Linked DNA regions of Homo sapiens: regions 1 and 2 are each linked to region 3. Evidence: read pairs that join two places in POLR2A ChIA-PET (ENCODE). Cell type or tissue: MCF 10A. All regions are shown on one strand.

Evidence for each region. ChIA-PET counts read pairs that join two places held together with the same protein. Peaks named below come from ENCODE experiments on the same cell type or tissue, not always from the same donor. Only the 100,000 strongest peaks of a DNase experiment are listed, where the experiment ranks them.
Region 1: POLR2A ChIA-PET joins it to region 3 with 11 read pairs; 3 of 35 experiments call an interaction of 5 or more read pairs at or near these places.
Region 2: POLR2A ChIA-PET joins it to region 3 with 10 read pairs; 5 of 35 experiments call an interaction of 5 or more read pairs at or near these places.

The regions. Positions count from the first base shown.
Region 1 is chr16:4,134,132-4,139,131 of GRCh38, reverse strand. No RefSeq gene overlaps it. Among named protein-coding and RNA genes, the nearest start is that of ADCY9, 20 kb to the right of the region's middle. RefSeq lists an enhancer at 4,639-5,000. In MCF 10A, no CTCF peak of the experiment used is centred here; DNase peaks (open chromatin) are centred at 2,441 and 2,711.
Region 2 is chr16:4,211,312-4,216,311 of GRCh38, reverse strand. The region is part of intron 1 of SRL (sarcalumenin); the gene reads left to right. Among named protein-coding and RNA genes, the nearest start is that of SRL, 28 kb to the left of the region's middle. In MCF 10A, no CTCF peak of the experiment used is centred here; DNase peaks (open chromatin) are centred at 1,941 and 3,141.
Region 3 is chr16:4,050,905-4,055,904 of GRCh38, reverse strand. The region is part of intron 2 of ADCY9 (adenylate cyclase 9); the gene reads left to right. It overlaps LOC124900373 (a long non-coding RNA gene), which reads left to right and starts at 1,285. Exons shown (of 2, transcript XR_007064957.1): 1 at 1,285-1,870; 2 at 2,084-5,000. In MCF 10A, no CTCF peak of the experiment used is centred here; DNase peaks (open chromatin) are centred at 1,854, 2,124, 2,994 and 4,124.

The sequences.
Region 1 (5,000 bases), 83 kb before region 3:
TGGTGCATGCCTGTAGGCCTGGGCAAGATGGCAAGACCCCATCTCTACAAAAATAAAGAATAAAAAACATCAGCTGGGTGCAGCAGTGCATTTCTGTGGTCCCTGCTACTGGGGAGGCTGAGGTGGTAGGATCTGTTGAGTCCAGGAGCTTGAGGCGGCAGTGAGCCACAATGATTGCATCACTGCATTCCAGCCTGGGGGACAAAGCCGGAACCTATCTCTTAAATTTTTTTTTCTCGAGGTTCTGGAGGCTGGGAAGTCCAAGATTAAGTGCTGGCAGATTCAGTGTCTGGTGAGGGCTGCTTCCTGGTTCATAGAGGTGACTTCTTGCTGAGATCTCGGATGGTGGGCGGGGCTTGGCAGCTCTGGAGCCTCTTATAAGGGCACTAATCCTGTTCATAAGGGCGTCAACCTCATGACCTGATCACCTCCCAAAAATCCCACCTCCTAACACTATCACCTCTGAGGCTATAGATTTTGTTGGAGACAGAAACATTCAGACCATAGTGGTACTCAACAAAATATTTATTAATATGTATTAATTCTGGGAGTCAAGCAAACCTAATGAATTGATCACTGGGATTTTGACACCACGATCAGATAAACAATTTAAAAATATGTTGCATATTCTGCAGTTATTCCATGACTCAAAGTTACGTATTAAAATAAACTACTGTCAACTTTGGGAGGCCAAGGCGGGCGGATCACCTGAGGTCAGGAGTTTGAGACCAGCTTGGCCAACATGGTGAAACCCCATCTCTACTAAAAATACAAAATTAGCCGGGTGTGGTGGCGGGCGCCTGTAATCGTAGCTACTTGGGAGGCTGAGGCAGGAGAATCACTTGAAACTGGGAGACGGAGGTTGCAGCGAGCCAAGATCGCGCCATTGCACTCCAGCCTGGGCAACAAGAGTGAAACTCTGTCTCAAAAAAATAAAAAATAAAATGGAATAGATAAACCACTGTCAAAGTAGTGTTGAAAATTTGGGGATGAAGGCTGAATTTAAATCTGCTTTCATCAAGGAAACTTCATATGGTAATAATTTCTTTTCCACTTTCACTAGTGGTCTGAAATGTGGACAGCATTTGCTGCCGACAGAAGCAAACCGGCTGCCTGCCGGGTGCCCATCAGCTTTTGATTGACACAAAGGAAGGGGCTGCCTGTGGGAGAAATGACACGAATGACGTGGTGTGGCAGGCAGGGCACTGCTGGATGTGACTTGGGAGGAGGGCGTTTAGGCAGTCACAGCCACTTGCTGTCCTGTGGACAGTGGAAGCAACTGGGGAAGAATCCCCTTTCTGTTTGTCAACCAAGAGAGTCCGTATATTTTGCAAACTCCAAGTGTTGTCAAACTAGGTGCTGTTTAATAACAAGTTTAATAATAATCTGGTTTTTTTTGTTCCAACCTGCATCATCTTGAAGTGCCCTTTCTTTTTCTTTCTCTTTCTTTTTCTTTCTTTCTTCTTTCTTCTTTTTCTCTTCTTTCTCTTTTTCTTTCTTTTCTTTCTTCTCTCTTTCTTTCTTCCTTCTTTCTTTCTCTTTTTCTTTCTTTTCTTTCTTCTCTCTCTCTTTGATGAGGTCTTTGTGTGTTGCCCAGGCTGATCTCAAACTCCTAGGCTCAAGTGATCCTTCCACCTCAGCCTACCAAAGTGCTGGGATTATCGGCGTGAGCCACCTCACCAAGCCAAAAAAGAGCAGAGACTTAAAACAGATATCTATACATGCATGTTCATAGCAGTAATCTTTACAGTAGCCAAAAGGTAGAAACAAAGCAAATTTCCATCAACAAATGAGTGAATAAACAAAATGCGCTCTATCCATGCAATGGAATATTATTCAGTCTTAAATAGGAATGATATTATTGCGACCGGCAATTAGAAAGGGCAGGCAGAACTTCTGCTCCCTGCACAAAGCCGTTTAGTAAGGAAGAAAGAAGCCCCTGGAGCTGAATGACTCCAGGCCAGGCGCAGTGGCTCAAGCCTGTAATCCCGGCAATTTGGGAGGCTGCGGTGGGCAGATCACCTGAGGTCAGGAGTTTGAAACCAGCCCGGACAACATGGTGAAACCCTGTCTCTACTGAAAATACAAAAGTTAGGCTGGGCGCTGTGGCTCACGCCTGTAATCCCAGCACTTTAGGAGGCTGAGGTGAGAGGATCATGAGGTCAGGAGTTCGAGACCAGCCTGGCCAACATGGTTAAACCCCATCTCTACTAAAAATACAAAAATTAGCCAGGTGTGGTGGCGGGTGCCTATAATCCCAGCTACTCAGGAGGCTGAGGCAGTATAATCGCTTGAACCTGGGAGGCAGAGGTTACAGTGAGCTGAGATTGCACCACTGCACTCCAGCCTGGGCAGCAAGAGTGAAACTCCATCTCTAGCAACAATAACAAAAGAACTGAATGACTCCGCCTTGTCTCCAGGAACGAGGCGCTGGCCATTTGCCCATGTGACCTGGCAAGTGACGCCATTTAGCTGCCAGGCTCATTAACCAAGGGCAGCTCCTAGAACTTCCGGTGGGGATGATATCCATTGAGCACCAGGCTGTGAGCAGGGCTCCTGGATGAAGCCAGCTTGTACTGCCCACCTTCCAGAACCTTTTGTCTGCAGGGTGCTGCTTTCTCATGACAGCCATAACTTCGGGATCACCTGAGCCTCAAAAATGCACCAGGAATTCACTTTGCAGCACGGCACATTCCAGATCCCCATGTAGGGTGGCCACACCCAGATTCCAAAGGAGAACGTGGCCAGACCTGGCTCCTCCTTCAGACCTTCCCCCCTTCTCAGGTGTTTCTGCCTTGTGACTTTGAGCCATGGTGTGGCAGGAATGTGGTCTGCTTCTGCACTTGTGCTTGACATCATTTGTCCCCGTCAAGGGACAGGTTTCTTCATTTGAAGCAAATTTCTACAGCCATCCTGGTTTCGCTTTGGCAGCAGATACGGCTGGGGAGTGTGCATGGCTGGCTTTGTGCATGCCTCTTCCTCAAGGACAGCCCTACGCTCACTCTCTGCCTCTCCATCTTCCAAAGGCTTCCAGCTGGCTGCTGAGCCACCTTGCACCATGACTACAACCTGCAGTTCTGCTTCATTTCCTGATGTCTTCTCTTGCACCTTGTGCCCGGTGGCTTCACTGGCCTGTTTGATCCTCCATAGCACAGCCCACACTCTTGGGCTTTGCCTGGGACATTTGTCCTTGTGTCTTCTGGCCACTAATCTGACTGTATTAGAGTTCTATGGAGAAACAGAACTGATAGGATATGTGGACAGATAGAAGGATAGATAGCTAGATCTATATCTGTCTATCCATCCACACACCCATCCATCCATTCACCCACCCATCCAACCAACCGTCCATCCATCCATCCATCCACCCAACCACCAACCAACCATCCACCCAACCACCAACCAACCATCCATCCATCCATCCATCCATCCATCCATCCATCCATTCCTCCATCCATCCCTATCCTCTAGCTACCTACCTACCTAAAGGAATTGTCAGTTAGGTGCAGTGCTCATGCCTATAATCCCAGCAACTTGGGATGCTGAGATGGGAGAATCTCTTGAACTCAGAAGCTTGAGACCAGCCTGGACAACATAATGGGATCCCATCTCTACAAAAAATTTAAAAATTATCTGAGCATGGTGGCATGCACCTATAGTCCCAACTACTCTGCAGGCTGAGGCAGGAGGATTGCTTGAGCCTGGGAGGTCAAGGCTGCAGTGAGCTATGATCACACCACTGCACTCTGGCCTAGGTGACAGAGTGAGACCCTGTCTCTAAATAAATAAATAGTTTCATGGGATTGGGGGGCTGGCAAGTCTGAAATCTGTAGAGCAGCCCAGCAGGCTGGAGACTCAGGGAAGAGTTGATGCTGCAGTCCTGGTGTTTTGTTTTTTTTTTTTTTTTTTTTTTTGAGATGGAGACTCACTCTGTCACTCAGGCTGGAGTCCAGTGGCGTGATCTTGGCTCACTGCAACCTTTGCCTCCCAGGCTCAAGCAATTCTCCTGCCTCAGCCTCCCGAGTAGCTGGGCCTACAGGAGTGTGCCACCACGCCCGGCTAATGTTTCTATTTTTAATAGAGACGGGGTTTCAACATGTTGACTAGGCTGGTCTTGAGCTCCTGACCTCAGGTGATCCACGCACCTCAGCCTCCCAAAGTGCTGGGATTACAGGCATGAGCCACCACACCCAGCCAATGCTGCAGCCTTGAGCCTGGAGGCAGAATCTCTTATTTCTCTGGGAACCTCAGTCTTTTCTCTTAAGGCCTTCAACTGATTGGATAAAGCCCCCCTACATTGTGAAGGGTGATTTCCTTTACTGAAAGTCTACTGATATAAATATTAATTAATCACACCTAAAACAATACCTTCACAGCAGCATCTGGACTGGCGTTTGACCAAACAGCCAAATACCATAGCCTGGCCAAGCTGACACAGAAAACCACACCCTCCTTCAAGGCTTCCCTCCAGTGTGGCTGGTTGATAATAGCCCGCATTAGTTGAGTATTTACTACATACCAGGTATTGTGTGAAGTGCTTTTTTTGGCTTGTTTGATTTAATCCTCATAATAGCCCTATAATGTAGGTTCTATTTTGGTCTTCGGTTGACAGGGAAGAGAACTGAGGTCGAGAGAGGTTGAGTAACTATCCCAAGGTTGCACAGCAAGCTGAAGAGCCAAGGTCTGAAGCCAGGCAGTCCCACTGCAAAGCCCGCTGCTGTAGCTGCACACAGTCCTCTTCCAGAACCCGCAGGGCCTCCTTCCACTTCCCTAACCCCTGGCTGCCAGCTCTATCCTAACTTGCAGGTCTTGGAGGCACTTTCCCTTCATCCGCCTACGTCTTAGCCTCCTTCCCTATTTGTTGGGAGCAGATAATGGGTTTGTTGCATATAAATGAAGCCCAGGATTGCGTGTGGCCAGGCACATCTGACCTCTATCACTTTGGAAACCAGGGCACTCCTGAATGGCCACTGTCCCTGCCTGGGCACTGGTGAGGCCAT
Region 2 (5,000 bases), 160 kb before region 3:
TGACAGAGATGCTGTCTCAAAAAATAAATAAATACATAAAATAAAAATAAAATAAAATAAAAGTGAATAGTCATTTATACTGATGACTCCTCCAGGCATCAGTGACAAGCATGTATATATATGATGGTTGTGGGATTTCTGGTAATTTCTTTCTACCTCCCAAACCAAGAATTCCCAGGAATTGGAGGTGGGGTGAGGAGTGAAGTTATTCTGTCAATTCTCAGGACTCTATGGGTTAAAAACAATTGTGCTGAAGTCTTAATCCTTTTTTTTTTTGAGACAGGGTCTCCCTCTGTTGCCTAGGCTGGAGTATAGTGGTGTTATCAAAGCTTATTGCAACTTCAAACTCCTAGGCTCAAGAGGTCCGTCAACCACAGCCTCCCCAGTAGCTGGGACCACAGGCGCACGCTACCATGCCAAGCTAATTTTAAAATTTTTTGGAAAGATGGGCCAGTAGTAAGACAAAGCAAGTAGTAAGCAAGACAGAGGTCTTGCTTTGTTACCCAGGCTGGTTTCAAACTCCTGGGCTCTAGGGATCCTCTCACCTCGGCCTCCCAAAGTGCTGGGATTACAGGTGTGAGCCATGGGCTCTCAGAGCCACTGCGTCCAGCCTAAAACAGTTGTTATTGAAGAGTAGAAGAGGGTGGGCTAAGAAATCACTGTCCTAGGGTAGACTTAGACCCTCTTATTGGCTGGCCCACTGCTGGGAGAGCGTCCATAGAGAGCTGAGTTCTAGAAGCAGACTGCTGCCTACTACCTTAACTAGCCCCATGGCCTTGGGACAAGCACTTACCAGGGTTTTGGGGTTTTGTTCATGAGTGAAATCAAGCCAGTTGGTCTATCAGAAGATCTCTCTGGACCCCCAAATCCCAAGGTTCTTTCTGATTGCTACCTTTGTCATTGTACCCTGTCATACTTTTGTCATTGTATCTGATTCCCTGGATGAATCATTTTAAGGGCTAGAGTCCAGCCAGGGACAAGCTGTCCCAGTGGGATTAGCCTTGACTTTAGGAGCATGGCCAGGAAGCCAAAGAAGCCTTCCAAGAATGGCTGCCTCAGCCCCTGCACTCTGGTCGCCCATGTTGGGAGAAGAGGGAAAGGCTGAGAGAATGGCAGAAGAGGACCTCAGGGGTCCTGGGAGAATGCAGACAAGCCTTCCTCCAGCCAGAATTTCTCTTCTCGGGTCCTTATGGGCAACAGCCTTCTGCAAAGTTGTCCTAAGACTTCATCTAAGAAGTGGAAGAGGCCGGGTGCAGTGGCTCATGCCTGTAATCCCAGCACTTTGGGAGGCTGAGGCGGGTGGATCACCTGAGGTCAAGAGTTTGAGACCAGCCTGGCCAACATGGTGAAACCCTGTCTCTACTAAAAATACAAAAATTAGCCAGGAGTGGTGGCAGGCACCTGTAATCCCAGCTACTCGGGAGGCTGAGGCAGGAGAATCGCTTGAACCCAGGAGGCAGAGGTTGCAGTGAGCCAAGATCGCACCACTGTACTCCACCCTGGGCGACAGAATGAGACTTCGTCTAAAAAAAAAAAAAAAAGTGGAAGAGCAAGGGGTCCTGAGCAGTGAATGTTTACCCAGTAGGATAAAGTCAAGGAAAAACAGGACACCAGAAGAGGCTGCTGGCCCACGTTTGCCCGGTCCACGAGTGTTCAGAGACAAGATCTAGAACAAGGAAGGGGGCAGGCTGCCTGCTCTGCGGCATGAACTCTGTTTTCTGAATTGCTCCCTGCTGCACTTAATATACAGCCAATGAGAGCCAAAACGTGGGGCGGGGGGTGGATGGGGGCAAGACATGGGGCTCACATGTATGCCATGGCTGGTGCTCCTCACTCTCTGGGACAGATGAACCAGGCAGAGATTTGGAGAGTGATTCCTGCCCCCGCTGGGGATTCTGTTACTAATGACTGATTTGCATAACTGTGTATGAGTAATGGTCAGAGGTATTTTACTTACGCATGACTTTGGACTTGCTAGCTCTAGTTCAAATGGATGAGAAGTCATGTGGAAGAATAACCTTGGCAGGTACTTGTTATAAACATGTGCTAAGGAGACTTGGACGGGCTGGAATAGAATCTACATTTGATTGCACGAAGGCACTGAATACATTCAACACCCAGAGGTGGGCTGAAAACAGGTCCTGACCTCTATTCTCTCCATCTCTAGTTTCAACTTCAAGACAGAGCTTCCTGGCCCTTGGTACTGAGGATGGCTAGTGCAGAGGGTCCGAAATGCTGGTGTTCTGTAGAATCCCCTTGTGAAACACACAGGTACACGTTGACCCAGCCCCAGAAGCTGGGTATCTGGGCTTGAACAGCTCAGCAGGTCATGGTCGCTCCCAGGGAGCTTTGTTCTGTCTCTTGGCCTGAGTTCCAGCCCATCCCTGGAATGACTTGTGAGGCAAACGACTTGACTTCCGTGTGTTTGTTTCCTCATTTCAAGAGAGGTTAACAACCCTTGCTTTTTCTGCCTCAGAGGGCTGCTAGGAGCATCAGAGAAGAATAAGCACAGGAAACTACCTTGGAAAGATGGAGTCCTACGTGAGGGCAGGAGATGACCCAGCTGAGAGCCTGGCACGTGTGGACTGGCAAAGTGAAAATATGCTGTAAGCGTGGTTCACACCTGTAATCCCAGCACTTTGGGAGGCTGAGGTGGGAGGATCGCTTGAGGCCAGGAGTTTGAGACCAGCCTGGGCAACATAGCGAGACCTCATCTCTACAAAAATGAAAAAAATCAGCTGGATGTGGTGGCACACACATGGAGTTCCAGCTGTTTGGGGGAGCTGAGGTGGGAGGATCCCTTGAGCCCAGGAGGTGGAGGCTGCAGTGAGGTGTCATTGTGCCATTGAACCCCAACCTGGGCGACAGCAAGACCTGTCTCAAAAAAAAAAAAAAAAAAAAAAAAAAGAAAAAGAAAAAGAAAAAAAAAGATGCTGTAAGCAGGATGTCTTGGGACGTTGGAGAAAATAATGGATAGGAGGCTCAAGGCAGATACTAATATTTTGAAGGAAGAAGCGAGGAGAGTAAAGGAGCAGGGCTTGCCAATCTCCCTGCAGTCTTTCTCTGTGGACACTGGGGCAGACAAATTCAAGGAGAGCAGGAAGTACAAAGTGGGTGGCTGTCTCTGCTGTTTGATCTTTCCTCACCCCATGAGTCACTTCTATGGAACCCTAGCACTTCATGGGACATGGTTTGTGAACTCCATGGGGGCAAAAAGAACTCCAGACTAAGGTTCATATATTTGGACTCTGTCCCACCCCTGCCCCAATCTTGGGCAAGTCTCTGAAGGTATCTGGCCAGAGCGTCCTCCTTTACAGTTGGACTCACGAGGGCCCTTGGCAACTCCATAGTCCTCTGAGTCCATGTAGAAGTGCTTTGGAAAGAGACAGGGCTGAAGAAACAAAATCAGGGCATTTGGTTGGTGATGGAGAGAGGAGAGAGGGACTGAGCCTGGGCCTGCCCTGAGGCTGTGGGGCTGGTGGGACCTGCTGGAAAGCTGGCCCCCCGAGAAAGGCTGGTGGCAGAGGGGCTGGTGGGAGAAGCAGGATTGTTGTGTGTTGTGCTTGGACTGGGTGTGAGTGGGGTGGGGCCTTCCCATGGTCTCTGGGCAGAGTTGGGGCCTGCTATTCCTGTGCCCTGACGTCAGTCCCGGGCCTGGCCTGGCCGGAGTCGGGGGGGCCACCCTGGCAGCAGCACATACAGTGCGGTACTTCATGTCCCAGGATAGACCAAGACTCATCTTACTGGGGATTCACCTCTCCAGGGTGTCCTGGGTCCTCTGCGGCCTCCCTGCTCCAGGGCCAATAGGGTGCTTCGGCAAGAAGCAAGGGAGGTGGGAAAGACACCAGCCTTGATTTCCCAGGATTGAAGTGAGATGTCATGCGATGGAAGTGAGTGTAATCGGAGGCTCCCACACCTCTGTCTGCGCCTCCAAGAGGAGAACTGGGTCCAGTGGCACAGCTGCTTCCTGGGGAGTGAGCTCTGGGGCCCAATGGGACAGCTTGTTTCATTGAGAGACTTTCTGTTGGAGCAGTTATTTTTAGCCTGGGAGAAAGGTCACAGTGTAAGAAGCCATTATCCTCAGTCCTTTTTACTCCAAATTGTTTAGCAGAAGTTCAGGGGAAGCTCAGCCCTAAGTTGTGAAAACCAGGGAAGAGCTTGAATATAAATGTGCATACACATATGCACACACCTTGCTTCCTGCCCAGGGCGCAGGAGTGGAAACACACAGCAGTGTGAAGGTCATGGTCACGGTGAACCTCCAACATTTGGAACTTTCATCCCCCTTGGGACTGTGTGGCCCTCTCACCTTTACCAGGGAAAACGGCTTTTGAGACTGTCAGAAATGTTATAGGACATCAGACCTAGAGTTCATTCAACTCAGTATCATTATCACCACTATCATTCTCATCATCATTGTCATCATCACTCTCACCATCATCACCATCGTCGTCATCGTCGTCATCACCATCATCATCATCACCACCATTGCTGCCATCATCATCATCATCACGATCCTCATCATCAGCATAGTCACCACCATCATCATCACCATCATCATCATCATCACGATCCTCATCATCGGCACGGTCATCACCATCACCATCATCACCATCATCATCATCATCACGATCCTCATCATCGGCACGGTCATCACCATCATCATCACCATCATCATCATCATCACGACCCTCATCATCGGCACGGTCATCACCATCACCATCATCACCATCATCATCATCATCACGATCCTCATCATCGGCACGGTCATCACCATCATCATCACCATCATCATCATCACGATCCTCATCATTAGCATGGTCATCACCATCACCATCATCACCATCATCATCATCATCACGATCCTCATCATCGGCACGGTCATCACCATCATCATTGAAGGACAACAGGAGCCCATGGAAAGGGCTGGATTCCCAGAGGAGAAGCCTTAACTACTGCTGTTCCAAAGGCAAATGCCAGGCCCTAGGAGACCCCCCCCA
Region 3 (5,000 bases):
TCCTCATACTTAGAAGTGGCACCTTTGTTCTGCTGGGGAATTGTTCCCAAAAGGTATCTTTTTTTTTTTTTGAAACGGATCCTCGCTCTGTCGCCCACGCTGGAGTGCAGTGGCACCATCTCGGCTCACTGCAAGCTCTGCCTTCTGGGTTCATGCCGTTCTCCTGCCTCAGCCTCCCAAGTAGCTGGGACTACAGGCGCCCGGCGCCACGCCTGGCTAATTTTTTTGTATTTTTAGTAGAGACGGGGTTTCACCGTGTTAGCCGGGATGGTCTCGATCTCCTGACCTCGTGATCCCCCCACCCCGGCCTCCCAAAGTGCTGGGATTGTAGGTGTGAGCCACCGCGTCTGGCCTTTTTTTTTTTCCTTTTTGAGACAGAGTCTTGCTCTGCTGCCCAGGCTGGAGTACAATGGCCTGATCTTGACTCACTGCAACCTCTACCTCCTGGGTTCAAGCAATTCTCCTGTCTCAGCCTCCCGAGTAGCTGGGATTATAGGTGTGTGCCACTATGCCCAGCTAATTTTTTGTATGTTTAGTAGAGACAGGGTTTCACCATGTTGGCCAGGTTGGTCTTGAACTCCTGACCTCAAGTGATCTGCTCGCCTCAGCCTCCCAAAGTACTGGGATTACAGGTGTAAGCCACCACGCCTGACCCCAAAAGACATCTAAAAAGGCTTTTTCACTTGTGAAATCTGCTGAATAGAGCTGGCTTCCTGAGGCCTGGGGGCCCTTCCCGGTGTGGAAGAATGGCTCTGCTGTTGGCTACCACAGTGCTGGGGCCTGTACTCCCACCTCCTCTGCCTCTGTCTGCCTTGTGTGCCTCCCCTTCCGCGGGGGCCCTGCTCTCTGCCTCTTTCTGACCTTCCAGAGTTTTTGAGGTGTGAGTGTGTTGTTGAATTTCATTTACATAATAATTAAAGAGTCAGGGTTTCATGATCTACTGATGTAAAACCCGCAAAAACCCTAAAATCTCGAGTGGTGTTGTACAGCATGTGGGATTCTTTTGTATAACTTGATGATTTTCAAAATATCCATTTCGGCTGGGCACAGTGGCTCACACCTGTAATCCCAGCACTTTGGGAGGTCGAGGCAGGTGGATCACGAGGTCAGGAGATTTAGACCATCCTGGCTAACACAGTGAAACCCGTCTCTACTAACAATACAAAATTAGCCGGGCATGGTGGCGGGCACCTGTAGTCCCAGCTACTCGGGAGGCTGAAGCAGGAGAATTGCTTGAACCCGGGAGGCGTAGCTTGCAGTGAGCCGAGATTGTGCCACTGCACTCCAGCCTGGGTGACAGAGCGAGAGTCCGTCTCAAAAAAAAAAAAAGAAAAAAATCCATTTAATCAGAGCCATACTTGTTGATTACTACAGGTGCTTCCCGTATCTAATACCTCCAGCAAGAAGGTTTGCGAAATGGGCAGAGAGTAATAGGAAGAGTTTCAGGAAGATGGTTTGAGTGAAAATCATTTCAGAACCGAGCCCTGCGAAGTCTTGGTTTCTGCAATCCACCACAGTTTGGGAAAATCGGGAATTTTGTTTAGTCCATTTCTATTTTTGTGCACCACAAATATGTAAACAAAGCTGGGATCTTCGTCGGGGGCGGAGGGAAGGGCGACAGAACCCTGACATCTAATACTGGTCATCGGTATTTCCATGTGTTTCCTGATCCCATTGTCTCTGCTATTTAAATTAATTAATTCCACAAGTATGCACTCAGTAAATATTGTGAGCCAGGCACTATTCTCGGCTCTGTGGTTGCATCAGTGAACAAAACAGACGCTAATCCTGCTTTCGTGAGCCATCTATAATAGAATGGGCGAGTCAAGAAATTGACACATGCATTAGAAAAATATGTAGCGTGTCGCTGGTAAGTGCTTGAGAGCTCATCAGGGAAGGGCAGGAGTTTGTGGAGTGGGGGTGAGGGATGTGGGGTGGGGCGGGGCAAGGGTGGCAAGAGGCCTGGGGCTGCTGGTTGCAACTGTAACCAGAGTGGCCAGGGAAATCCTTGCTCCTCTGGGTAATGCCCTATCCAGAAGACCCTTGCAAATTTCTAAAATGCTGTGTTTTATTACCGAGAAAGAGTCGTCTGGGAGCTCTCCGAGGCAAATAACTTTTGAAGTTGGCATGAGCAGGATATTGTGCAATGGGGCTCACTGGCTGCGTCCCAGGCCTCCGCATCTGATGTGAACCACAGCTTTGCAATCGGGTCCCCGTGCCATCCAAAAATATTTTGTGACCTTGCCGGTTGGCAGTTTTTTAAAAATGTTATTTTCAGTCTCCAAAAAAGGGAAACATCAAAGTGCAGGCTGTCCACTCCTGCCCTTCTTGATAGACACAGACAGCTGGGCCACACAATCAGCCATTGTGGCGACAAGTGCCCAACTGTTATAAATAGACGGCGGGCTCGCACGTGAAGCGCTCCAGAGGAAGGGCAAGTGCTCTGGGGACACTGCCAACTGCTGTTTCCGTCGAGAGCTCTTCTCAAAGATCAATATTATTTTATGTCTCAGTGACTGAATTTGAAAAAACGACTGTGAAAGCACCTGGTAACTTAACTGTCTCCAGGATTCCATTCCAAACGCATCTTCTCTCTTCACTGTTAATCTTAGATGTTTCCCATGCTTATTTAGTAATCATTGCCTGACGGCCCACTTCACTGCGATTTACAGTCTCTTGCGGCTCACTTGAAATGGTAGAGTTATGGATAACCGCGCTGGTGTATGTGCGTGTGATGCGTGGCCGGAAGCGCATGCCCATTGAATAATCACGTTCGTCCCACATCTTAGCCCCTCTTCCAAGACATGTTTACTATCGTTTACGTGTGACATGTCAAAACATCTTAAAACTATGCCACGCATGTAATAGGCTCTCAGTGATTAAAAAATCAGTTTGTCTCTTAAGGAGAAAAGAATAACAGCATGTGACTCTTGTGAGTCCCTGACAAAGAATCTGTTGTTCCCCGTGCACTTGAAGAGCCGCTCATGTCAAGAAGCAACTTGTGATTATGCAATGTGTGACTTAAGGCATTGTCAGATGCGTTCGGCTGAAACGGGACCCCGCCCCAGCAGTTTGCCTTACTAAGTTAACATGGTAGGTCAGATTTTAGTATTGTAGAAAAAGCCACATTCAATATTCTTTGAGTAGCATATTTATTTCCTAGGGCTACTGTACCAAAGTACCTCAAACCAGGTGGCTTCAAACAACAGAGTTACACGCTAGTTGATATCTAGTGATTCAAAGAACAGAATTCCACACTAGTTGTTATCTAGGAATGCGGAGTGAGTGATAGAGGGGGTTTTGGTGGCGTTATATTCTAATTTTGAAGTAAGTTTAAATTTACAGAGATGCTCCCAAACAGTATAAAGAATTCCCAAATACTCTTCACCCAGATTCCCTGAATTAACATTCCGACATGTTTGTCTGTCTGTCTCTCCACATACACACATCCCTTTTTTCCGGAATAATTTGAGAATAGACTGCAGAGAGTGCCTCTAGATTCTCCTGTGTGGGTTTCCTAAAAACAAGGACGCTGTCCCGGATAGCCTGCACCGACCTGCCCAAATCAGGACGTGGGCACTGTCACACCATGCCACCAAATGCAGAGGCCCCGGAGCCCGCCCAGGACCACAGGCGCCGTCTGTGTCAATGGCTCTCGAGTCTCCTTCAATCTGGGGCTGTTCCTTCGTCTCTGTCTTTCACGACCTTGACATTTTTTTAAGAGAACAGGCCAGTTACTTTGTAGAATGTCCCTCGGTTTGGGCTGGTCTCATATTCCTTCATGATGAGAATCAGGTGGTAGGTTCCTGGCAGGAGAGTCCCTGCAGGGTTGTCACGACAGGAACGCACACAGGTCTGATCAGTCCCATTTCTGGAGAAGTTAACTTATCATTTGGTTGAGGTGGTGTCTACCAGGTTTCTCCACTGTAAAATTAATTTGTTGGTATTTTGTAATTATCAGTTAAAAAGTACTGTTTCTGGTGGGGAGATTTTTTGGGGACTCGGAAAATATCCTGTTTCTCATTAAGCTTTTTGCCCATTTGTTTTAGCATCCTGGGATGATTCTTGCCTGAGGGAATTAGTATGAGCATTGCCAAATGGTGATGTTTCTAGTTGCATTGTTTCTTTTGCATTGATTAGTTGGCATTCCACTGCAAGCTGGAGCTTGCCTGCTGTCTTTCTCTCCTTCCTATCAATACACTCATAGACTCCTATTTTACCCATTGGGTTATAATTCATTACCATTATCATTTGCTTCGATACCCAGATTGTCCCAGATTTGGCCAAAAGCAGCGCCTCCAAGCTGGCCCCTGTGTTCTTTTGATGTGTTCATGTCATTCTTTGAGCACATCTTTACTTCTTCTTCTTTTTTTTTTTTTTTTAGATGGAGTCTTGCTCTGTTGCCCAGGTGGGAGTTCAGTGGCGTGATCTCTGCTCATTGCAAGCTCCGCCTCCCGGGTTCACGCCATTCTCCCGCCTCAGTCTCCCGAGTAGCTGGGACTACAGGCGCCCGCCACCACGCCCGGCTAATTTTTGTATTTTTAGTAGAGACGGGGTTTCACTGTGTTAACCAGGATGGTCTCAATCCCCTGACCTCGTGATCTGCCTGCCTCAGCCTCCCAAAGTGTTGGGATTACAGGTGAGAGCCACCATGCCTGGCCAGGTTTTTTCGTTTTTGTTTTTGTTTTTTTTGAGATGGAATCTCACTCTGTTGCCCCGGCTGGAGTGCAATGGCGTGATCATGGCTCACTGAAACCTCTGCCTCCTGGGTCCATGCAATTCTCCTGCCTCAGCCTCCCATGTAGCTGGGATTACAGGCGTGCGCCACCACACCCAGCTAATTTTTGTATATTTAGTAGAGATGGGGTTTCACCATGTTGGCCAGGCTGATCTCCAACTTGTAACCTCAGGTGATCTGCCTGCCTCGTCCTCCCAAAGTGCTGGGATGACAGGTGTGAGCCACTGCTCCCGGCCACATGTTTAGTTCTTGGTTCTAGGCT